Linked DNA regions of Mus musculus: all the other regions are linked to region 2. A link is a loop called in an ENCODE intact Hi-C map of the cell type or tissue named here. Cell type or tissue: left cerebral cortex. All regions are shown on one strand.

What was found. A loop is a pair of places that touch in the nucleus more often than their neighbours do. Peaks named below come from ENCODE experiments on the same cell type or tissue, not always from the same donor. Only the 100,000 strongest peaks of a DNase experiment are listed, where the experiment ranks them.
Region 1: a loop joins it to region 2, with 4 times the contacts of the local background. A loop is called at or near these places in 28 of 42 quality-filtered maps.
Region 3: a loop joins it to region 2, with 3 times the contacts of the local background. A loop is called at or near these places in 28 of 42 quality-filtered maps.
Region 4: a loop joins it to region 2, with 7 times the contacts of the local background. A loop is called at or near these places in 32 of 42 quality-filtered maps.
Region 5: it touches region 2 in a loop (7-fold over the local background); 34 of 42 quality-filtered maps call a loop at or near these places.

What each region holds. Positions count from the first base shown.
Region 1 is chr4:137,950,176-137,955,175 of GRCm38, reverse strand. It overlaps Ece1 (endothelin converting enzyme 1), which reads right to left. Exons shown (of 19, transcript NM_001369179.1): 13 at 4,943-5,000; 14 at 3,575-3,678. Among named protein-coding and RNA genes, the nearest start is that of Eif4g3, 41 kb to the left of the region's middle. In left cerebral cortex, CTCF peaks have their summits at 196 (motif pointing left) and 2,146 (motif pointing right); DNase peaks (open chromatin) are centred at 792, 1,261 and 2,146; H3K27ac peaks cover 1,379 bases.
Region 2 is chr4:137,727,522-137,732,521 of GRCm38, reverse strand. Rap1gap (Rap1 GTPase-activating protein) reads right to left here. Exons shown (of 24, transcript NM_001379234.1): 21 at 4,743-4,845; 22 at 4,159-4,262; 23 at 3,954-3,994; 24 at 2,661-3,647. The coding sequence ends at 3,986. Among named protein-coding and RNA genes, the nearest start is that of Gm52682, 8.2 kb to the right of the region's middle. In left cerebral cortex, a CTCF peak has its summit at 2,220 (motif pointing left); DNase peaks (open chromatin) are centred at 2,219, 3,631, 4,278 and 4,456; H3K27ac peaks cover 1,558 bases.
Region 3 is chr4:137,943,568-137,948,567 of GRCm38, reverse strand. It overlaps Ece1 (endothelin converting enzyme 1), which reads right to left. Exons shown (of 19, transcript NM_001369179.1): 9 at 3,409-3,551; 10 at 2,199-2,313; 11 at 1-24. Among named protein-coding and RNA genes, the nearest start is that of Gm52683, 37 kb to the right of the region's middle. In left cerebral cortex, a CTCF peak has its summit at 2,914 (motif pointing right); no DNase peak of the experiment used is centred here.
Region 4 is chr4:137,833,482-137,838,481 of GRCm38, reverse strand. No RefSeq gene overlaps it. Among named protein-coding and RNA genes, the nearest start is that of Gm32079, 24 kb to the right of the region's middle. In left cerebral cortex, a CTCF peak has its summit at 2,336; DNase peaks (open chromatin) are centred at 415 and 2,337.
Region 5 is chr4:137,794,245-137,799,244 of GRCm38, reverse strand. It overlaps Alpl (alkaline phosphatase, liver/bone/kidney), which reads left to right and starts at 2,861. Exons shown (of 12, transcript NM_007431.3): 1 at 2,861-3,003. In left cerebral cortex, a CTCF peak has its summit at 2,778 (motif pointing right); DNase peaks (open chromatin) are centred at 2,786, 3,147 and 3,560; H3K4me3 peaks cover 776 bases.

The sequences.
Region 1 (5,000 bases), 220 kb before region 2:
GGAAAACAACTGATGTCATCTGTTACCCATGACAAGAATGTAAGGTTTCAAAATAATCTTGGGGTGGGCTGAGATGGCTCAGTGACTAAGAGCACTGGCTGCCCTTCTAGAGGACCTGGGTTCAGGTCCCAGCTGCCATAGGGCAGCTTACAATGGCCCGTAAATCCAGTCCCAGGGGATCTGATGCTCTCTTCTGGTCACCAGAGGAACTGCATGCGTGTGGTAGACATATATACATAAAATAAATACATGCGTAAAATAGGTAAAAATCCTTTTCTTTCTTTCGTTCTTCCCCCACCCCCCTGAAAAAAGAGTTTCTATCTGTTGCCCTAGGTCTTGGAAGTCCCTCTATAGATCAGGCTGGCCTGGTAACTCAAAGATTCGCCTACCTCTGCCTCCTGAGTGCTGGGATTAAAGGCATAAGCCACAACCACCCAGCTAATTTTTTTTATTATTATTATAAAAGGGATAGTAATATGTACAAGCATTAGACTATGCACAACTATTAAAGTCTTCCTCTTTCCTGCTGGGCATGGTGGAACAGACTTTTAATTCCTGCACTTGGGAGGCCAAGGTGGGCAGATCTCTGTGAGTTTGAAGCCAGCCTGGTCTACATAATGAGTTCCAGGAGAGCCAAGGCTAGGTAGAGAGACCCTGTCCCAAAAAAATCCAAAAGAAAAACCACGACCAACAAAAACCTTCCCACTTCCTAACTGGCTGTCTGTGTGAGGCTGGCTTTTCTATATATACTCTTAAGCAAACTGTTAGAGTGGATGATATAGAGGCAGACATGAGAACCCAGCTGCCTGCTAAACCAGAAATAAAGAAAGCTGAGGAGACTGGGGCTGAGCACAGTTGTAGAGAAAGGCTGATTCCACCCCCAGAGCTGGTCCTGAAAACAGTAAACCTCTGTTTTTATCAATACCTCTGTTTTTATCATCCACTCAATTATCTACCTACCGAGAAAAGATTCATGGGAGCTAGAGAGATGGCTCAGCAGTTAAGAGCACTTTTTTGTTTGTTTTCTTTTCTTTCTTGTTTTTTGTACATTTTTGGTTTGTTTGTTTTTCCAAAACTTTGGAACTCACTCTGTAGACCAGGCTGACCTCAACTCCGATCCGCCTGCCTCTGCCTCCCCAGTGCTGGGATTAGAGGCGTGCACCACCACTGCTGACTGCACTTGTTGCTCTGGCAGAGGACCTGGATTTGGTTCTCATTATCACATGGCAGCTCACAACCATCTGTGTCTCTCGATCCAGAGCATCTGACCCCTCTTCTGACCTCTGTGGGCACCAGGCATGCACACGGTACACAAACAGAAAAGCAGGCAAAATACTCATCTATGTCATGAAAAACATTGTAAAGGTTGCCAGGTAACTGTGGGGCAGAGCCTAGAAGAAATGCCGAGACGAGGAGCCACACACCAAGAGAGGCAGCCAGACCAAGAGGGACTCAGAAGATCGGATGAGATAAATCAGTGAAATCAAATGGACAGAATCCGGCATGCAACCGGCATCCAGTAACTGCTGAATGTCACAAGAACTCCAGAAGGCTGAGGCAGGAGGATAATGAGGTCAGGAGGAAGAAGAAGAGGAGGAAGAAGAGGAAGAGGAACTGATAATGCCAGCTAGCCCTAGAGTGAAGCTGATTCTTGTGGGAAACAAAGCCAAAAGCAGGAAATATAAATTAATCTAAGTAGACAGCTAAGAATTGTATGTTAATTCAAGTCAGCTAAACCGATCTGTAAAACATTCACTTATATAAAACCAATCAATCCATCAATCAACCAATCAATCTTTGGGCTGGAGAGATGGCTCAGTGGGTAAGAACACTGACTGTTCTTCCGAAGGTCCTGAGTTCAAATCCCAGCAACCACGTGGTGGCTCACAACCACCCACAGAGTGAGCAGATGTGTCATAAATTCAATTCCCAACAACCAGATGAAGGCTCACAACCATCTGTACAGCTATAGTGTACTCACATACATATAAATACATACATACATACATACATACATACATACATACATAAATATATAAATCTTTAAAAAAAATTCAGATGAATTGGCAGCCCTGCCTGTGCCCATCTGAAGCCCATCTTTTGCTTAGAGGAAACAGGTGTCTGAATCTCCTGTCCACAAGAGGGCGCCAGAGGCAAAGGGGAGTTGTCATCACCTAGGTTACAAATTCTGCAAAAGATGTTTTGGAGTCAGAAAGTTAATCTGAGGAACACTGAGCTGAGAGGGCGTCTGACTTTTCTGAAGAGATGTTGTTTGTTTGTTTTGTGCTGTTTTTGTTTTGCGACCAGGGCACGGAACCCAGGGCTTCATTCACACCAGGCAAGTTCTCTACCCATGAGTATTATATACATGCTTAGCTAGAGTGAGTCTGTCTGTCTGTCCTATCTATCTATCTATCTATCTATCTATCTATCTATCTATCTATCTATCTATCTATCTATCTATCTATCTATCTATCCATCCATCCATCCATCTATCTATCTATCTTTGTTTGTGTGCGGTGCATGCTTGAGTGTTATTTATTTGTGAGTGTGGCATATGCACATGTGTGCACACGTGTGTGCAGAGGCCAGAGGTCATTGTTGAGTGTCTTCCTCTACTGCTGTCCATCTCAATTTCTTGAGGCAAGATCTCTCATGGTACCTGGAGCTTGCCAGCTTGGCTAGGCCGGCAGGTGGGACAAGCTCCGGGGTCTTGTCTCCTTTGCCTGCACCGACGTGACAGATCACAGTGCCTCCATACTTCTATAGCAAGCACTTTTTTTCTTACTAAATAAAATACTAACACACCCAAAGCTGTGTGCAGCGGCATGTGCTCACTGTGAGGCACTGGGGACGCTGAGGCAGGAGGAGCAGTGGAGCTCAGGAGTTCAAGGCAATCCTGGACAACATGCTAAAACCCCATCCTCAAAGACAGTGGAAGACGGACACTGGGTCTCCCTACTGGTTATTCTGATTTAAGAGGCTCTGGGGTTTGTTTGCACGGTTGGGGATCAAGGCTAGATCTTTGCAGGTAAAAGGCAAGCACTCTACCAACTGGGCCACACCCCGGCACCTAGGTTGTGTCTCTGAAAAAGGCCCTCAGGTGCTCCTGCTGTGGTACAGCTTGGTTCAGCAGTTCGAGTGGCTGGGGCCCATCCGGAATCTTCTTCAAACCCCTATGGAAAAGCCACCACTTTTGTTCATGGGGAATTGAGGACCACATGGGGGCCCTGCCCAATGATCCAAGACCATGTTTTTTCCTTCCCACGGGCAAGAAGGAGAAGCAAGCTCTGACGGCTGCTGAATCAGCAATGCTGCGTGCGACAGGAAGCCGGCTCTGTTCGGCTCCGGGGTGCTGACCACTCTGCTAGCAGGCCAGGTGAGGGGTGATGCTGACCCACCCACCCCCAGCCAGGAACCTTGCTGGCCAGAGAAGCACCTCCATCCCTCGGAGGGTGCTTAGAACACCTGTCTCTGGTTCACAAACGCAAGCAATGAAGCCAAGTGCCCCCCCCAACCTCAGGTCACCCTGGGTCTCCCGGTGTGCAAGGAGCCCACACCTTGGGGAACTCACTGATCTCTGTTGGGAGCTTTTCTGAGCTGGTCAGCTGTGACCCTCCATGAGAAGTTGAAAAAGCGCATGGCGTTCTCAAAGTAGAGATCAGGAACTGCTGTGTACTGAGGAAATAAAGCAGAGACTCCTGTAAGAGAACGGTTAGGCTGGGCGTGGTGGCGCATGCCTTTAATCCCAGCACTTGGGAGGCAGAGGCAGGCAGATTTCTGAGTTCGAGGCCAGCCTGGTCTACAGAGTGAGTTTCAGGACAGCCAGGGCTATACAGAGAAACCCTGTCTTGAAAAAAACCAGAGAACAGTTAGGCTGGGAACCTTCTAGAATTGTGAGAACTCAGGCCCCACAAGGCCAGAGAGTGGAATGGAGGGCTCAGGTTCTCTCTTTTTGTTTGTTTGTTTGGTTGGTTGGTTGGTTTTTCGAGACAGGGTTTCTCTGTATAGCCCTGGCTGTCCTGGAACTCACTCTGTAGACCAGGCTGGCCTCGAACTCAGAAATCCGCCTGCCTCTGCCTCCCGAGTGCTGGGATTAAAGGCATGCGCCACCACTGTCCTGGCTTGACTCTCCCTTTCAAAGACACCCTAGAACTGTTACCCAAGAGTGCCTGAGAGGGTCACGATGCTATGTGCCACCCTAACATAATAGCACTTGGGACTTCAGCAAGACTATGTCCAGTGCTGACAGACATATCCTATGCCTGTCTTAGCTAATATGGTCAGTTTTTAAAAAGATCTATTTTATGTTGAGTGCACTATGGCTTTCTTCAGACACACCAGAAGAGGGCATCAGATCCCATTACAGATGGTTGTGAGAACTGCCCAATGCAGGTGCTGAAAACCCAACTCTGGTCCTCTGTAAGAGCAGTACGCGCTCTGAACCACCGAGCCAGATCTCCAGTACCTCCCTTAATCTTTGGATCTGTCTGTCTGTCTGTCTGTCTGTCTGAGATAGGGTCTACCTTATAGTCCAGGCTGACTGTGAACTTGCCAAGTAGCCAGAGCTGGCCTTGAACCCTGTTCCTCCCGCCCCAGCTTTTGGAGTGCTAGGATCAGAGATGCACATTGCCCTGTCTGGTTACTCCCCCCTGTCCTTTTTTCTGTCCCATGGTGTTGGGGCCCCTCCCTGGAGCTGGCCATTCCTAGTGAGGCACAGAGCTTATGTTCCAGTAATAACCACCAAACAATGGGTGATGGTGGCTCTGGGGAGACAGGGGCTCCCACTGACCCAGGAACATAAAGGAACAGGGGAAACCTTCCTCATGCCCATATCCCTAACCCCACCCCCCCATCACGATGGTACAGGCTGAGAGCCACCACCCTGGCCTTTCCTCACATGGGCATCGGGGAGTCTGAGGGGCATGTGGAAGCCACTTACGTCATTGAAGACTTTGTCCAGCTCCTTGGGGTCCATGATGAAGTTGGGGTAGCCTATC
Region 2 (5,000 bases):
ACTTTGGCAAAGTTGTCCTGGAGTTGGCCATAGATGTCCGGGGGCACCTTTGCTGTGGGTGTGGGTGGGATGCTATAGACATGGATTCTGCACCAGTCTTCATGCACGACTCCTTAGAGGTATGAGTGTTTGGGATCATAGTTTGTCCTGTTAAGGTGACACTTAGAGAGTCTTGCCCACAGGGAGCTGGGATGCCAGGGGTGTGAGTTGCCCCCACTGTCTCCTGGGAGAGTGCTGCTGTTTCCAGAAGCCCAGGATATTTCTAACAGAGCCAGTTGCTTCCCGGAACTGGTGACCCCCGCCCTAGCCCTAATTCCAGCCTGGAGTTGGTGTCCCTGCATGCCCTCCCCACCTCAGAACCCAGGGTAGGCACAGAACTGGCAGGGGGACAAGAGAAACAGCACTGTCCACTTTGATCCCATGCGTCCTCGGCCTCCCTGAGCCCCACCTTGGAGCTTGAGAGTAACGGCCTGGGCCGTGGTGGCCTGGACGCTTCTTCCTGCAGCAAGGCTGGCGTGGCCAGGCAGGGAGGCTGGCAGGGCTGGCGGGGCTGGCTGGGCTGGCCAGGGATTGTTCTCCTAGCGACTCACCTGTGTTTCCCCAGGGCCCCTTGATCTAGATCAGCTCTGAACAGATCCAGAGAATTGGGTACACAAATGAGCAAATCCCCACGAAGGGATGATCAGCCAAAAAGCCTGTGGTGGTGGGGCTTAGGGAAGCATTTCCAAAGGCAACAACACCTCTTTCTTCTCTCTTTCTCTCTTCTCTCTCTCTTCTCTCTCTCTTCTTTCTCTCTTCATTCTCTCTTCTTTCTCTCTTCTTTCTCTCTTCTCTCTTCTTTCTCTCTTCTTTCTTTCTCTCTTCTTTCTTTCTCTCTTCTTTCTTTCTCTTTCCTTTCTTTCTCTTTCCTTTCTTTCTCTTTCTGTTTCTTTGTTTCTTCCTTCTTTTCTTTCTCTCTTTCTTTCTTCTTTTTCTTCTTCTTCTCCTCCTCCTCTTCTTCTTCATCCTTCTTCTTTTTTCTTCCTCCTCCTCTTTCTTCCCTTCCTTCCATTTTTTTAAAAAGACAGGGTTTCTCTGTGTAGCCCTGTCTTTCCTGGAGCTCTCTCTGTAGACCAGGCTGGCCTTGAACCCACAGAGTTCTGCCTGCCTCTGCCTTCTGAGTACTGGGATTAAAAGTGTGTGTCACCACCACTCAATTCCAGCTATACTTGTGTGGAGCCAGCCCGTGCGGCAATGTCCTCTGGACACAGGTCTGACGGCACCATCTGAAGGCTTGGCAGTAAGGTTGTTCATGGTTATCTGTGTTCAGAGGCTATACCAGCTCTGCTCCTGCCCCCAACATCACCTCAGTATTATCTGAGTCCCCACAGCTCTAGCACCAAGATCGCCATGAGGTCTCATTCCCTGAGCCTCACATCAGGGACCACAGAGGAGGGACAGGGGGCCGAGCTCACTAGGAGAGTGAACTCAGAGCCAGTGCCCAGGAAGCTCATTTCTGGATGCCATGACTGCAAGCTATAGGCTGGAGCAGAACGCACTGTAGAGCTGAGGAACAACGCAGCCAGGGAAGCTTGGAGCCAAACCCTGCTGGTCAGGGCTGGAGTTAGGGTATGAGTCATGGCCTCTGGGTGGCCTGAGGCGTCCGTGGGTCATAGAACAGCCCTGTCAAAAAACGGCATGGTACATCTCAGAGAGCCTCAAAGTACCCTCAGCATCTTCCTGGGGAGGTGAGAGTGAGGTAGGGGCACCGGGGTTCTAGGGACACTAAGATGGTGTCTCCCTCAGAGCACAACTGGATATCTACTTGCAAGGCCATTGAATGAATCTCCTGTGGCTCTTTCCTTAAGGGAACCCATCCTCCAGGATTCTACCAGCCAGCGGGCCCACCAGCACTCCATTAACAGCCAGCACTGTTCTAAGTGTATCCCTCCACTGTCTTCTGCGTGAAGTCTTGGCATTCAAAACCATGTGGTCTCTGGCCTCACCCCAGCCTATCTCCGTGTCTCCTCTATGGCTGTCCTCACTTTGGAGCCCCCCCTCTCCCCCAGTTTGAGATGTTCTCCACTCTCTACACACACAAGCCCCTCTCCTCTAGAGACTCTACCTCCTCTGCCCTTTCTGTCCACCCTTTTACCCTTAAGCCTGTGGTCCTATGCTATCAGGCAGGGAAGGGACTCTGTCCGCTTCTCTGCCCAGATGGTGATCCTCTGGTGCCCCCTGGTGGCCATACAAGGGAAACTTGGGATTTGCGGAACATGAGATGGGAAAGGAAACTGTTAGTTATATGCTGTCCAGACTGTATGCCTGTTAACAGTGGGAACCAGCTCACTGCATGTTTACAGCCCCTGAGGAGATCATGAGCTCTTCCTGTTCCTCTGAGAGGAGAGAGATGGAATTCCTCACCACCAAGCTAAGGAGAGATGGTGCCAGGGCAGACTTCAAAACCACACTTTCTCCATAGGGAAGGACACATGGCAGGTATGGGGTCGGAGAGTGGGGCCATGAAGAGGAGGCCTCAGCTGGTGTTCACAGACCCTGTGACCTGCTGGCCTTGGAGGCACCCTGGCCTCGGCAGCACCAAAGGGGACAGGTATATTCTGTCCACCTTGGGTCCTCGTGTGTCTAGGCAGGGTTTACACAAAGCTGTTCTTAACTCCGGGTACAATAGCGATAAATAGAATTTATTTTGTACAACCCTTACTGACATACATGTGGCCACAGGGCTTCCAAAGTGGGTGTTGGGGCTGGAAGTCTCGCCTTGGGCGTGGCTCCTAAGAGTGAACAGACACACACAAGGACATGGCTCACAGCAGCTATGCCTGGCAGCCCCCTCCACGGCAATGGTGGGCAGGGGATGGCGAGGTCTGGACTCCAGACCAGCTGAGACCCCCTCAGCCCAGTGCTCCCAGGAGTGTGGGGTGGCAGGGTTAAGCTGGGTGCTGGGTGAGGAGCCAGGGATGACCCTATCCACAACCAAGGATACTGGGCCATCGTGTGGAGACAGTGAAAGGACGTTGGCAGCTCTGTGGTAAAGCTGGGGGACTCAGGTTGGGTGATTGGTGAAGCAGACCCAGCCCCTTAGCCCACCCGGGGCCTCGGGAAGCAGTCGGCGTGATAGGCGGTCCCTAGGACAATGGCCCCCTCCTGGGGCAGGTGCATGGACTCAGGCTTCAGTGATCTCTGAAATACTCTTGTCCACTTGCAGCAGAGATGCCCAGAGAATGAGGGTGCCTGGCCCACGTCCCACAGCAGAAGCCGCACGGGACTCTGCCCGGCGCTTGCGCATTCGCGCACCCTGCACCTGCTGCTTCTGCGGTGGGCTGTATGCGCACGGTGCTTCTTCTCCTTTTCCTACCCTGTTCCCCGTGGCTCCAGAGGGGAACCCGGTGTGACAGAGGCCCAAGTGAGGGCAATCCAGGGCCACAGTCCCTGCCCACACCCAGAGCTCCAGCCTGAGGGTGGGGTGGGGGCGGTGATGCCGGCAGCATCCATTCTGAGAGCTCTGGATGGCTCCGCCCTGCGGAGACAGCCCAGATGGGCGGGCCCAGGGCTTGGAGGGAGGGGCGCCAGGGGCTGGGGTGGCTGTGGGGCAGAGGGCCAGCTGCCTGGATGTGGTGCGGCATCTTCTTGTGCTTCTGAGGCCTCCTCTGCAGGGAACGGGAGATGAGACTCAGAGGAAGATGGCAACAGCTTCTCCTCCCATCCCACGGGCATCCCTAGCTCGCCCCATGTTCCATGCTCGCCCAGTTCTTTTGGCTCCATCAAGCTCCCTAACAACTCATAGGCAGAGTTGAGGCAGCACTGTGTGCCCACTGCACAAATAGGGAACCCAAGGCTAAAAGGTGTCAAGAGTAGTCCAGGCCCGCAGCCACCGAGGCTGGAGAGTCCTGCCCAGCCCGGGGGGCTCTCATCCCCTCCTCCACCCCAGAGGATCCAAGTGAGCACCAGCTGACCTGCTCAGTCCCGCCTGCTGATGAGGTGACAGCTAGCAGCCCTGTGGGGACAGATGCAGCCGGAGGTGGGGGCAGGAGACACAGGAAACCAGAAGTCACTGGAAGAGCCCAGTCCTTCTGGCCTAGTGGGGCACCCCAGCCATTGGGTCCCTGGGTCCCTGTCCCCAACCGGCTCTACCCTCTCCCAGGAGGAGTCCCCGTGTACCATCTGGGGTGTGTGCTGCTCAGATGTTTCCAGTTGGATCTTGATCTCGGGACACGCAGGGTCCCCCGACTTGCCGACGTCTGGGTGGGGTGACCGTGTGAGGCCTGGGAAGGGGGGCAGGAGGGAGCCACCTCACTGGCCAAGAGGAGGCACCAAGGAGATGCAGGCATGGATGGGTGACTGGCACTGGGGTTCCCCCACCCTGCCTGGTCCCTCCCTTAGGGGTCTTCACCCTCAATTCACCTCCCAGCTACCCTCTACCATCCTCTGGATCACCGCCCCACGTAAGAGGCTGTCACATCAGGCTCCCATATTCGGCCCCGCCCCCTTCCCAGCACAGCTAGCCTGGTACTTGGGGAGCTTGGCCCCGCCCCTCTCCCAGCACAGCTAGCTTGGTATTGGGGAGCTTGGCCCCGCCCCTCCTCCAGGACTCCTAGCTTGGTATTGGGGAGCTTGGCCCCGCCCCTCCTCCAGCACTGCTAGCCTGGTACCTGGGGAGCTTGGCCCCGCCCCTCCTCCAGCACAGCTAGCTTGGCATTGGGGAGCTTGGCCCCGCCCCTCCCCCAGCACTGCTAGCCTGGTACCTGGGGAGCTGCCCCCGCTCGTGGTGCTCACGCTGTCGTCCAGCCATGTGCTGTAGAGGAAGGAGTCCCGCTTATGGGGAGTTCCTGAGGACGACACGCTCTCCTGGGGAGGGGGGGGAGGTCAGCCCCACCCACAGCCCCGCCCCACCCCCCTCCTTTGTTCGGGCAACACACACATCTGCAGATGTTCTCCTGGTCTGGGTCTCAGAGGCCAACAGCCTGTGAAGGCCCCTGCACCTCCACTCTAGGAGGCCAGCA
Region 3 (5,000 bases), 220 kb before region 2:
AAACTTCCAGCGGGGAATACAGGTCTGGAAAACATAAGACATGGCTGTCAGTGGGGCACACACATGATTGTACATGGGCCGAGCCCTCCTCCCCACTTTCCCTCCAGGAACCGTGCCGCCAGGGGCCTGTGCTTTCTCCTGGCGCTTCAGAGATACGTTTTCTGACCCAGAGGAGGCTACTTTAGGCACTGAACAGAGAAGACTCAGGGCTAGGAATACAGCTCCGTGACAGAGTGCTTGCCTGGCATGCAGGAGGCTGTAGATTCTGTCACCAGTACTGAAGGGAAAATAAGATAGGCATGGTGGCCTTGAGTTGGTGACCTGAGGTTTGCGACTAGCCTGGGCTACAGAGTAAGATTCCCCTTTCTCTTCTGGGACCTGGGGATGTAGCTCAGTTACAGAGTGTGGGATGCAAGGGGCCCTGGGTTCATGTCCCAGCTTCACATAATGCTAGGTGTGGGGCTGGGTATGGTGGCGCAGGCCATTAATCCCAGCACTCGGGAGACAGAGGCAGCTAGATCTCTGTGTGTTCCAGGTCAGCATAGTCCATATAGTGTGTTCCAGGCTAAGAGCTACAGAGTAAGACCCTGCCTTACGCACAGACAGACACACAGACACATACACAACTGAGCAAGGTGGTGCATACTTGTAATCCCAGCACTGAAGAAGTAGAGGCAGAAGGACCAGTGTCAGTCACCCTTTTCAGATACATTGTAAGTTCAAGCCTTGCCTGGGCTACTTGAGATCCTATCTCAAACACACACACACACACACACACACACACACACACACACACACACACACACACACACCTAAAAACAAAACCAAGATAAATTTCCCTCCAGGGTCTTGGAGCAAGTGAGGGCAGGTAAGGTAAGGTGGTTGGAGTGGGAAGTCAGTCACTCCCCAGCCTCCTAGCATAGCCCCGCCTCCTCCTGCCTCCCAGAGGATGCAGGGAACGTCTACTTGAACAGTACGGAACCTTCCCAGGGGGCCAGGACCCCACCCTGCTGCAACCTCCTAGAGAGACCACAGCTCCAGGACAGCAGAAGTCTTCTTTCTCCTCCTGAGGCCTCACGTCCACAGGATGCCTGACCAGCATACACTACAGACAAGGTGGTGGCTGTGGCAGAGATCTGGCTGAAGCCCTGGGAGGCCTCGCTCCCACTCGCTCCTGCATGGCAGCCCTGGTGGACAGTGTGACCACACACGGGCACCCTACTCTACATAAACAACTGCTGCTTAGGGGGTCCTCTTCACCCTGGAGAGCTGGCAGTAACAGCCTCTCACACTCCAGAAAGCCTAATCCATATCAGCCCCAGACCGATCACAGTACAAATGCCCATCACAGGCAGATGGGTAATCAAAATGTGAAGTACCCTACAGCAACATGTAGATAATAATCAAAATAACAAGGTCTTCCTCCTCCTCTTCTTGTCTTTTTTTTTGAGACAGGGTTTCACCATGTAGCATTGGCTATCCTGGAACTCTCCCTGTAGACCAGGCTGGCCATAAACTTACTGTCTCTGCCTCCTGAGTGCTGGGATTAAAGGCGTGTACCATCACTACGCCACCAAAATACAGGGTTTTCATATGTGATGCATCAGTTGACACAGCAAGGAACAAGAGGCCAGCCTGGGCTACATGAGACCCTGTCTCAAGACAAGAGGGCAGGGGAGACAGCTCGGTGGGTAAAAGGGCTTTTTGCACAAGTCTGACAACTTGAGTTCAATTCTCAGAATCCTTGATAGGAGAACTGACCCCGAAAGTTGTCCTCTGACCTTCACACACACACACACACACACACACACACACACACACACACACACACAGAGAGAGTAAATCAAGAGAAAAACGATGGCCTCCACATGAGGATCACATGTCACACAAGGGAAGCAGCCATCGATAGAGCGAAGGGTCTATAAGCCACCTTTGCTCCCAATCCGTTTCGTTGCTAAGATACCTCTTTGCTCTTTGGCTCAGTGTGCTTACTTCTTGCTCACCTCCTGCTGGCTCATGTCCCCTCCTGGGCCCCCACGGACAGCAGCTCCCCCCGCCCCGCCCATGTCCCCCCCCCCCCCCACAATGTCTCTCTTCAATCTCCTCCCTTAGGAGACCCACAGCCACTGCTGCACCGGAACCACGGTCTCCCTCATCCCTGGCCCATGCGCAGTGCGCACGCACGGTAGCACGCTCACCTTCTTCGTCCCATACATAACCTCCATGAACTTCTCGTCGGCGTCCTGAAAGCGCTGGTCCAGGAAGGAGCTTGTTTTGCGTACCAGGTTCCACATCATGTAGTTGTTGAGCAGACTGTGGTGACAGGACCAGGGAGAGTTCAGAGACGCCTGGGTAGCGTTCAAACTCCATTTCTGCCCCAGGCCCTCCTCCAGCCTGCCCATACAACTGCTGACTGATCTCTAAGCACGGGGACCATAAGCTCTTGAGGGTCAAGCCCAGCTCTTCCACCACAGAAAACCTCTGGTATTTAATGCAATTGCTTGTATGCCGTTGGTACTCAATAAATGTCATTGCTTGGTGACTCCATCCCAGCTAGACTCAAGGTTCCATGATTGGCAGCTCCTTCTGCCCCACCCCCAGGGTACAGGAAACTTATCTGTGCCTCTGCTGTGCTTGCAGGCCTCACCTTTGACCATTTAATCTAACCACTTGCCCAGGGCAAGGTAAACTAACACACGTATACGCGATGGAATACTACTAAGCCAGGAAAAATGTCTGCAGCGTTGGGATCTTGTGAGGGAAGATGACAGAGGCCATGGGCAAAACATCTGCTCTTGTTCACAGGGGGATGCCATAGATCAGGAAACCGCTTATGTATATGTATAAACACAAATACACACAACCTAGGAGCTCCTTTTTTAAAAAGGATCTATTAAATGCTCTATCTGCAGATACACCTACATGCCAGAAGAGGGCACCAGACTCCACTACAGATGGCTGTGAGCTACCACGTGGTTCCTGGGAATTGAACTCAGGACCTCTGGAAGAGCAGTCAGTGCTCTTAACCACTGAGCCATCATCTCTCCAACTCCTAGGAGCTCCTTTTTTTCCTTACACCTTCCAACACTTCTGCCTTTAAAATGTAAAAAGTATCCCTGAGTGTTAACCGAAACCAGTACCCAGTTTTTACTGGGTCTCAGGACTGGCCAGGACTTCCTTCTCGTAACTCTTCTACCTCTCACAGCCTCTCCGTATGGTGGGAGAGGGACCCAGGGGAAGGATGCCAGGAGGAGCTGGGATTCGAACCTGTAGTCAGAACCAGGAGCCTCCTGCAGAAACCCACCCAGGACTCTTTTTCTGAGACTGAATGTCACTTGTTCCCCACCCAGCCTGAGGAAGCCATCCCAGACCACCTTGTTCCGTCAGCACCCTGTGTGTCGCCGTTACCATTTGTCGGTGTTGTTGATGAGGGTGGAGACTTGTCTCAAGTATTCCTTGTCGTAGACCACGATTGGCTCAGACTCATTGATCTCCACTGGGTAAAAAATGGTGTTCAGAAAGGGTAACCAGTTGATGGCAGGTGCCAAGGTCTGCAAGGGAAGAGGGTAGTGTGAGGGTGGCCAGGGCACTTCTACCTCAGCCCATGTCTCCGGCCATTCCTCAGAAGGCTTTGTGGCTTTCTGACTAACGGCAGGTATGAAAGATGTTGTCCTGTCAGAGCACAAGGCAGAGAGAGCCAGGGCTGGCTGGCCAGAGTGTCTGTCTGTAGCAGTTTAAGGAGCCAGTGACAAGACCTCATCTAAAGAGTAGGTGACCCAAGTTTGGTTCCTAGCACACACGTCAGGAAGCCCACAACTACCCATAGCTCCAGTTCCAGGAGATCCAACACCTTCTTCTGGTCTCTGTGTGCATCTGCACAGCCATGTACATATCCTGAAACACACACATACACCACTAAAAACTTAAAAAAGAGACCTCATTTCAAAGCTGGTGCAGCGGAAGCCAGTGGTACTTGGGAGGCAGAGGCAGGTGGATTTCTGTGAGTCTGAGGCCAGCCTGGTCTACATAGCAAGATCCAGGCCAGCCAGAGCTACACAGTGAGAGCCTGTCTCAAAATAAGTAAATAATAAAAAATGGGGATAATTGTGCCTTTTCTTTGGGCAGGACCATTTGGAATTATATGCATGAATCTTTTCCAATACACGTGCCACACACATGGGCTTGATGGCTACCACTGAAACTTGTAATTTCCTTGTAGTCCCACTTTAAAAAAAACTAGCAAGAACCTCATTTGAAGCGCTGGGATTAGTGGCACGTACCGCCATATCTGCTGTCCCCATTACAAAACATATTTAAGGTCATCAGCTTGGTCCAGGAGCCATCACCCGCTGAGCTAACTCTGGACCATCATATGAATTTTTTTTTCCCCCAACAAAGTATTACTATGTAGACCAGGTTGGCCTTGAACTTGAAGTGATCCCCCTGCTTCTGTGTCCTACTAGTGGGGCTCACCTTAAGCATGAGTCCAGCTGTGTAGCTTTAGACACTCAGTTTAGTGCGGCCACCCCTCCCCCCTCCAGCCTCAGTTTCTCAGCATTTTACCAGGCTGAAGAATTCTACTCCCTATTTCCCAAGTCCCCAGGGGTAGAAACCACACCCACTCTGTCTTCTACCGCTCTCTACTGCCCCAAGAACTTCAGATAACTGGACATAAAGACAGTTTCAGTTCTTGTAAATTTTTCCCCCGATGCTTGGGATTGAACTTGGGGCTTTTAGACTCAAGGCCAATGCCCTTTCACTGAGCTTCTGTCCCAACCTCCCAGCCCCCAAGGCTTGCCCTTTTGTAACTGGCCAACTTCACTTAGCACAGTGTCCCCGAGCAGGGTTGCACAACGTTGGAATGGTCAGCTCCAGCCCCGTGTCACCTACATGCCCTGTTATTTTTAGAATGCTGCTTTTCAGAACTCTAGGTCTTTCAGGGCGATGGAGACTGTTTCAGCATCATGCGCCCCTGACTCTTAGCTACGGCGCCATCAATA
Region 4 (5,000 bases), 110 kb before region 2:
AAAAAACTTTACTGCATATGTACACATTGGTTGTTTGTCCAAACTTATGTGTGGTGGCCAGCAGTAGTCAGTGCCACTCTGCAACGGCACATGTGGCTTCCCACATTTAAGGAGAGAAGTGCAAGCAGCTGGATGTCCCTCTTAGGATCAGAGGAAAGGCTAAGTCAGAGTAAGGCCTCCACATCTCTGCAGGATAGACAGGTAGGCTGCGCCACCTTGAGGACCTTGCTGTAAACCAGTAACACACCCCCTGCAACGGAGGTACCCCACAGAGGTGGCGTGCATGGGAGGGCTGCTAGTCCTTCTGTGGACACCCTAGGAGAGAACAGGATGGAGGGGAGGGTCTGAGACGGGGCTGGGGAGTGTCAGCGATCTGCAGAGGAGACTGAGAAGTAGAAACGGGAGGAAACAAAACCAGGAGGAGCTCTGACCACAGAGGACAGAACTCTCATCCCCGGGTGCTGAGGGCTGCCAAGCAAGAGGTCAAGTGTACTGAGTCAGCAGGACATGGGCTGCTGGCTTAGGGAACATCCGGTCAGCGTGACTTGGCAAGCATGGGACAAAATCCAGAATAGCCCGTGCTGAAGGAGAAGAAAACAAACGGGCAGTCCTCCCCAAAGCTTGCTTGTTTGTTTGTTTGTTTGTTTATTTATTATTGGCATCAGGTGCCAAACTCAGGGTCAGTACTCTACTATGGACCCATATTCCCAGGATCCCTCCCCACCTCCACCCCCACCCCCACCCCAGTATAAGACAGAGTCTCATGTAGTCCAGGTTGACACTGAATTCCATGTGTAGCTGAGGGTGATCTTGAACTTCTGATCCTCCTGCCTCTGTTTCTGGAGTGCTGAGATTACAGTGTGTAGTTATAGGTAGGTAATAGACAGACAGACAGAGACAGACAAATGATAGAGAGATGATAGGTAGGTAGATGATAGATAGATAGATAGATAGATAGATAGATAGATAGATAGATAGATGACAGGTAGGTAGATGACAGGTAGATGATAGATGGATAGATGATAGATTATAGATAGATGCTAGATAAGTAGATAAATGATAGGTAAATGATAGATAAGTAGATAAATAATAGGTAGATGATAGATAGATGGTAGATTAGATAGATAGATAGATGATAGATAGATAGATAGATAGATAGATAGATAGATAGATAGATAGATAGATAGATAGATGGATAAACAGACAGACAGATAGATAGACAGATAGAAAGATAGACAGATAGACAGATAGATAGGTGATAGATAAGCCCACCATGGTGAGCTTATAGTTCCGGGATGTGTGCACACGAGACAAGTGTCTACCAACAAGAGCTACAGCATGAGTTACATTCCCTGCCCCCTTTCCCTTAAGGACTTTCTTCCTAAGGAAATAGGCAGGCAGCTCCAGTTTGGGTCAGGTCAAGGGAGGCTCTTCTCTTTTGCTTTCCCCTCCCACCCCCCCCCACCCCCTGAGATGAGCTACTTGCGAGGGCTTGGGTTGGGTGTGGGGTAGACTGTGTGTGTAGGAGAGGGTATGGGGGAATGGCTGGGTAGAAGGATGGGCTGCGGAGGCTGATGCTCGATTTGCTGTGTAGTTAAAGATGACCTTGAACTTTTGATCCTTCTGCCTCCACCTTCCAAGTGCTGTGATGGCTTGCCACCTCTAACTTCCAAGTGCTGGGATTGTAGGTGGGTTGCCACCACAGCTGTCTCAGGAAGGGACGTTACGGCAGGATGCTAATGCTAATGCAGAGAGCCTTCTGTGCTGTGTGGACAGTCTGAAGGTGTCGCATTGAGAGTAGAGAAGAACAGGCATGCCATGCTTGGGAGTAGAGTTCTGGGAGAGTGGAAAGTTTCTAAGGAGCTGCAGGCGGTTCTGAACTCCAAGCAAAGCTGGGTTATCTATCAGTCATCTGTCTGTCTATCTATCTATCTATCTATCTATCTATCTATCTATCTATCTATCTATCTATGTCCTTCTGGCTCAAGCCATCCTCCAGCTTCAAATTCCTGAGTAATTATGTCTACAGGCACTGGCTTTGGTCCTAAATGCTCTGGTTTTTATTTTATTTTATTTTATTTTATTTTATTTTATTTTATTTTATTTTGTCTAGCTCTATCCCTTGATGAAATGACTTTATCTTAAGATCTTAGTTTCCAACCTATAAAAAAGGGGACAAACACAACCCCACTCATTACAGTTTCTGGTTCCTGGATCTGGTCTGGTCTGGCTGTCAACGCCTCCCTCCTCCCACCCCGTCCCCATGTTGAATGTTGGGAAGGGTGACCTGGAAAGCTGTCTGTGTTTATAACAAACTGACCAGCAGGGGCAGCAGATACCTACACAGGAACACCGGAGCAGCCTTGCGCTGTGGTACCCAGAGAGCAATGCAGGGGACAAGACTGAAGCTGCCACTAGGCTGATCTGTGTGGCTCATGAGCCAGAAGGGAAATAAGTACCACACTTGAGTTCAGGGGCTCTGTAGCGGAAGTGGACGAAGAAACAGCTCGATTTAAGAATGTAACCGCTAGGGAGGAGAAAGGAGCGGACAGAGTCTAGGCTGATCTGTGTGGGAGGGGCTAGGGAATGAAACAGGCTGGCAGGGCTACCTGAACTGGGGGGTTAGAGTTGACATCAGGGAGTCACAGGGGCACAGAGGAGGGGGCGGGGCAGAAGAGGAAATGGGGTGTGGAAAGGAGAACTGGGAGCTTCCAAGAGACCCAGAGCCGCACCTGTAGCATAGGGCCTGTGGAGGGCCGGGGAGACCCTGGGGTGGGGACAAGGGCCCATCACACTTGGCCCCCTTGGTGTCTCTTCTTCCCGTCTCGCTGAGCTTGCAGACCCACAGCAGTGGCAGCATACGAGGTGGCCCTGAAGCATTTGAGGCCCACAATTGCCAGGGCTGGAAGAGCTCCCCACATTCTTGTACCCAACGCCACGTTTTGCGGAGGAGGAAACCAAGACCCAGCTCCCTTGTAGCTCGGCGAGACTGGATTGAAGCTGCAGCTGGTCTCTGCCCTGACGGGCATCATCAGGTATAGTTAGCGGTGGCCGGCGCTCCCACAGCCTGGAACATCCAGGCTCGGGACACCTTCAGGGGGAGAGTTTTCAGGACAGAAACTGTTGCCACGCCCCCTTGGGAGCTTATAAAATCCCACGTCTCAATTCTAAAGCAAGGGGTTCAGAATAAAGAGGATATAGTTAATGTCTTTAATACGACAGGGTAATTTCGAAACTGAAAACAAACTTGAGGGAAGGCAATTAAAAGCTCTTCTCCCTTGGAACACAAATATGAGAAACAGCGGCAAAGATGGCACTTAGCTCAATCCTATGTTTATTTTATTTTAAAGCGCCACCAACTGGGGCTTATCCTGGATAAAGAAGGAAAATTAACCTTCAGAAAATGCAGCCACTAAGTTCTCATGTTAATCAACAGGCTACAGGAGAAAAACCATGAGACAGTCTCCGCGCAGGCGCATGCTCAGAAGAAAGCTGTTCGGAAAGTCACACCCATTTGCAGTTTCCAAAATCTTTAGTAAACCAGGAGGGAGTAGGGGGTGGGAAAATTACCAAAACTTATAACGGGGTTGGACACGTGGCTCAGTGGTTAGAGCACTGGCTTCTCTTGCAGAGGACCTGGGTTCAAGTCCCAGCACCCACATGGCGGCTCAGACCCATCTGTAACTCGGGTTCCAGTGAATCCCATGTTCTCTTCCAGGCAGGCACATGGAGCAGACATACACTCGGTCAAAACATTCATATACATAAGATAAAATAAATCTAAAGATGTTTTTACATTATTAAGGTCACTGAGGTGGTTAAGCCGGGGTGCTCATTGCCAAACCTGGCAGTCCGATATCAGTTCCTCAGACCAATATGATGGAAGAAACTGACTCCCCCAAGTTTCCATCTGACTTCCTTGTGGACATTGTGGTGTACACACACACACACACACACACACACACACACGTAAGGGTTTTTTTTTTTTGAAGGTTTGTTTGTTTGTTTGTTTTTTAAAGTATGATTAAAGCCAGGCTGTCACGGTGCATGCCTTCAATCAGAGCACTCTGGAGCCAAAAGCCGGTGGATCTTTGTGAGATCAAGGCCAACCTGGTTTACAGAACTACTTCCAGGATAGTCAGGGCTGCACAGAGAAACTCTGCCTCCTACACCCCGCCCCCCCCCCCCCAAAGAGTGTGATTAAGGGCAGGGAGGCATTGTGGTGCACACGGTTAATCTCAAACACTTGGAAAGCAGAGGCAGGTGGATCTCTGTGAGTTCCAAGCCAGCCAGGGCTACAAGGTGAGTCCCTGTCTTGAAAAACAAAGAACCACCACCACCACCAAAAATAAAAAATAAATAAATAAAATTTAAAAAGAAGAGAAAAGAAAAAGAAAGAAAAGAAAAGAGATATAAAAATTGGTATAAGATGCATAGCCAGAATTTAAGGAAAACATATATGTTTTTAAATTTTTTAATGTATATGAGTGTTTTGTGTCATGTATGTATAAGAACCGTATGTTTGAGATGGAAAGGGGTCAGATTCCCCTAGAACTAGAGATGAAGGTGGTTATAAACCACCCTGTGGATGCTAGGAATTGAACCCAGGTCCTCTACAAGAATAGCTAGTGCTCTTAACTGCTTAGCCATCTCTACAGCTCATTAAAAATGCATATTTGGAGTATTTGGTATCAAATCCAGGGCCTTGTGCATGCTAGATGGGGCTGAACCTTACCTATAGCCTGAATAGCTTCTTTCGTTTGGTTTTTCTTCAGAGGGTCTCATTATGTATATATCTCATTAATAATATATTATATATGTATATATTATTATTATTACTGATAGGGTCTGACTATGAAGCCATGGGTGTCCCAAAATTACCTATGTAGACCAGGCTGGCCTTGAACTTTTAGTAATTCTCCCTCATGTGTCTTCTCAAGGCTGAGACTGCAGGCAGGCATTTCTATGCCCAGATCCCCCAAAATATATACTTTTTGTTT
Region 5 (5,000 bases), 67 kb before region 2:
AGGGGGAGAGTGGTGCTAGAGAGTCTGCCTCCATGGTTACCAAATGAGGCTTACTGTGAAGAAGAGCTTTGCATCTGGTTGACAGGCACAAAGGAAGTGTTCCTCAGCCGACGGCTCAGGATGGACTTTACTGGACTTTACTCCCCATTCTGGATGTAGGGCTGCTCTGGGCGGCCTGACCCACTGTGTGGACTCAGGAAGCCATACAGCAGGCCCCTCCATCCAAATCTCCAAGTTCATTTTTATACTGAGTTGAAGGTGGGGCCAGAGGGAGCCCCGGGAGTCACAAAACCGGAGCTTTGCTTGAAACATAACAATCACACCTTTAAACACCTACCAGAGTTCAGATGTCTTTCCTACCCCCAGGGGCCCAGCTGTCTCCTCTCCTTTGTCCTTGTCCACTGAGGTCCCTACTCTAAGCTTCTGGACCCCTGGCTCTTACTTGGTATCCCTGACCCCTTTTTTTTAGATATGGTCTCTCTCTGCAGTTGTTTGGTCTTGGATTTGTGATCCTCCTGCCTCAACCCTCTGAATATTAGGATTACAGGTGTGTGAGTCAACCCAGCTGTGACTATGAAACTTGGGCCTTACTTCAAGCAGGGAGCTCATGGCATGAAGTCAATATGGACAAAGAGAAAGAACGAACAGCTCTCAGGCACGGGAGCTTGGAGGTCAGGTGGTGCCATTTCCTATTTCTCGGAATCGTACCCTGGAGAAAAGACGGCGAGAGTTCTATGTAAGGGGCTGCTTCCACCGGCTGAGCAGGCCTGGCCCTGCAGAATCTGGGCTCCATTTACAAATGTTCTGGACCAAACAGCTTAACCAGAGGTACCTTGTCAGCCTACCAACCAGCCAGGACAGAGCTAGGGCAGGGGGTGGGGTGGGGTGGGGGCGGGTTTGGGCTCCTGATGTGAAGGCCTGACCCCCCTCCTTGCATCAAAAGTGGTACCCAGAGATCAGGGAAGCAAGGGATGCTGGGAGACACCATCTCAGGTGATTGCTTCCTTCTGTGCTGAATCTGGGACCCAGGGTCTCCTGCACATAGGCAAATGCTGTACCACTGAGCTGAATTCTTCAACTGAATTCTAGAGGGTCAGAGACCAACAACAGGGAAAGTGTAGCGAAGAAGGTGGCAGAAGGAGATCAGCAGCCACTCCGATCCCTTGGAGAGTGCTTTCGATTCTCCATGAAGACACAATGGACTCAGGCTAGCCATAAGTCAAGCCAGAATTGCTCATTCTCCATGTGTGGTGTTGGGGGCAGAGGAGAGGGGCTCCGTGGTAAGAGACAGGACCCTTCAGCCTTCAGCGCCTGCTGCTTCAGCTTCTCAGCTCTGCCAATGTTGGGAAGGGGGATCATTTATGATGCGGATGTCCCTCGGCACACAGATACAATCTCCAGCCTTTTGTCATCTTGAGCCCTTTGGCGCTAGCTAGCAAGTAATTGCCAAGTGCTGTGTTCTGAGCTCACTGCTGTCTTAACTCTCAGCTCCTTACAGACGAGGACTGCCGGGAAATGACCAAAGTTTCATTTATTCACCGCCCCAATGGCTTTTGCCATTATGACCTTGCTATGAAATACATAAATAAGGAGTAATTTACCCAATACTTGGTCTCACTTTGTAAAAACATAAACTTATTTCTCAAGGGAAATTTCCTAGCACCGCTGTAAATAAACAGCATTAATTATTAAAATACAAGAACAAATGAAAACAAACCCAGGCATTCCTGGGTTTTGGCATCAGGCTCCAGTTCCGGCCCTGAACTTACCGATGAGGTCACATGTTGTCTCTGGGCCTTGCTTTTCCTCCTGTAAAATGGGCTCAATAGTAGAGCTCATATAGAAGATGCCTGGACCTAAGACGGAACTTCAGGGTAGAAGTGATCAATCCTAGGTGCCCAGGAAGATGGAGTTCAGGGAAACCTGATCTTTGCTTTCAAATCTCTGGCTGTTGGGGATTAGAGGTACAGATGGGTTTTGTCAGCTTCAGTAGCGATGATAAGACCCTCCTCTTAGGAGGAAATGAGGAAGTATTCAAATGGTGGTGGCATTCAAACCTACCTCCAGGAGTTCACAGTAGGAAACGAATCAGAGACTTCAAAACCAGACTGGCTTTCAGGGGAAGGGAGGTGGTGGCCCTTGGGGAACTGGATAAGGCCCACTGGCACCCAGCGGTTGCCTTTCCTTGTTTCCTGTGCATGTTCCAAACTCGGTCTCTTATAACTCTCCCAATAACGTGAAGGAAGAAAAACCAGGGGATAGTGTCTGCGGGTTATAGAGCCTTGGCCAGTCCCCCGAAGTCACCAGAGCAGGCCTGTGGGCCTAGACAGTCTGGCTCCACTGCCTGGGAAGTGGTCTGCCCCGGGCAGGTCCTGGGGCTTCTGGCTGGGACAGACAGAATGTCCTGAGTCCCTGTTTCTTCAGATATTAGGGAGGGAGGGCCCTGTCCAAGGGGTCTCCTTCTGCTTCCTACTGACTTAGTTAAGGGCAAAAGAGAAAGTGGATAGGAAAGGGGTAAGGGTGTGAGGCTCAGAGGTGCACATGGTGACGGACAAGGATGTGTAGGCAGAAAGACGCACAGAAAAAAGGAGCCAGGTGGGTTCACAGACGCGCAGGGTCAGGCACAGGAAGACAACCATCGAGGGACAAAGTCTCCTACAGAGAAATCAAACCTAAAGACAAGCCAGCTGCACCCTGAAGCCAGGATGAGCCGCAGGGAAAGAGAGAGGCAAGGCGGGTTACCCTGCCTGTTGCAGCCCTACGGGCCGGGTCGAGCGCCGCGCTCCCGGCAGGGGGCGCCCTGGCAACGCAGAGGCACCCGCCTGGGGCTCGGGGTGCGGGCCGGGGGCGGGGCGGCCGGGGGCGGGGAGGCCGGCGGGTGCTCGGCCAGGCCGCCTTCATAAGCAGGCGGGGGAGGTGGCCGCCAGAGTACGCTCCCGCCACTGCGCTCCTTAGGGCTGCCGCTCGCGAGCCGGAACAGACCCTCCCCACGAGTGCCTGCAGGTAAGGAAAGCATGCTGCGCCCGTGGCTTGCGCGACTCCCACGCGCGCGCTCCGCCGGTCCCGCAGTGACTGTCCCAGCCACGGTGGGGACACGTGGAAGGTCAGGCTCCCTGGGGACCCACGACCTCCCGCTCCGGACTCCGCGCGCATCTCTTGTGGCCTGGCAGGATGATGGACGTGGCGCCCGCTGAGCCGCTACCCAGGACCTCACCCTCGTGCTAAGCACCTGCTCCCGGTGCCCACGCGCCTCCGTAGTCCACAGCTGCGCCCTTCGTGGTCCCTTGGCACTCTGTCCCGTTGGTGTCTAAAGTAGTTGGGGAGCAGCAGGAAGAAGGCACGTGCTGCGATCTTTGGCGGGAGAGATCGGAGACCGCGTGCTAGTGTCTGTCTGAGAGTGGGGGAGCCCAGGAAACGGAAGGAGCCTGTGAACGGTTCCAGGCTGTGTGCAGGTGAGAGTGGGGCTGCTGCCTTGCCCAGCGCGGGTAAGAAAGGGTTAAAGGCACAGTCACAGCGGCAGGACCCAAGACGGAGGAAAAAAACCTCATTCTTACTCCCACATTGTCCATGGTAATCCTTTTCAACGCGTAATGGGCCTGAGGAAGGAAGACTTGCAAAGGACTCTGGGGTATGCCTGTGAATCCTGATTAAAAAGGAAAGCTGGCGCGGCAACTCTGGAGAGATGCTGGCAGTCTGGAGGCTGAGGATCTCTGTGAGTTCGAGGCCACTCTAACACTCTAGGAAGATTAGGTCTCAAAATCATACACACACACACACACACACACACACACACACACACACACACACACACACACACACATACATATAACAGAGGGATTATTCTCAGGCCTGAAAGAACGTTTGGCTCCAAGAAGAATTCAAAGACCCCCCCTCAGGCAGCCTCAGATTCTCAGTCTGGTTGAGAATTAGGGCAACTGTTTATTAAATGCTGGATAAGGACTGCTCTGACACCTGACAGACTACAAATAGGGACAGAGAGTTTTAGACAATGTAGGCAATGACATTAGGCATTGAACCCTGTTGCCCATTCTCCACAGCCCAGGAGATTAAGGAGAGCCCCCCCCCAGTATGCCCTTCACCCTCCAAGCCTCTCTGGTCTCCCCAGTCAGCTCTTTCCTCTCCCACTCCCTGGCCGTCTCCTGTCTCTGCCTCCTTTTCCAATTCCTGAACCGTCTCTGGTTCCCTTAGGGGAGAACACAGCTTCTCAGAAGCCTACTGGTGGAGTGAGACAGGTCTGGGCTGGTTCGCAGCCATGTCAGTGATGGTCCCATCTATATGTTAAGACTACAGTGAATCAAAAGACCCGATAGGCCAGACAGTGAGTGTCTTCGATCCACACATACTTACCAGGCATCAGTTGTGCGCTAAACTCTGATCGAGGTGCTGAGAAGGGAACAGTAAATAACGACCCCTTCCCCCCACCCAACTCATTGAGGCGAACATTGGCATAATAAATTCTTTTCAGGCTTTGAAAATTTGAGTGTCACATGGTAGAATGAAGATGACGTAGTTCCCCCAAAAAAGGGATCAAGATGTCACACTGTTGTCACAGTGAGCAGCCAGTACATAGTACTAACAAGATGGGGTGAAACTGTGTGATCTGGCCACAGCTCTGCTCTCACGGTGGCTCGGGATTCTCCTTGAGGGCGTACAGGAGCTGGAAGTCTTTGGTCTGTAGACCCTATTGGTGGGGAGCATGCTGTACAGCCTGCAACATGTTTAGCGGGTTCACATACTTTAGAAAGCAGTGGCTGTCCCTAGCTCCAGTCTCAGCAGAGATTGCATCAGTGTGTACAGGGTTATGTCACTGCCTCTGAACCCTGCGATCCTGTCAACCACCTTTGCCCAGGCTCTGCCCATTCCTTGATGGGCTGGACAGGGAGGAAGCACTCAGCCTTCCTTACTGTCACTTGGGTGTCCTCCTCCCTCCCGGACACAGCCTGGGAGGGGAGCCTGGAGCTCCCGGCTGGGAATAGCCC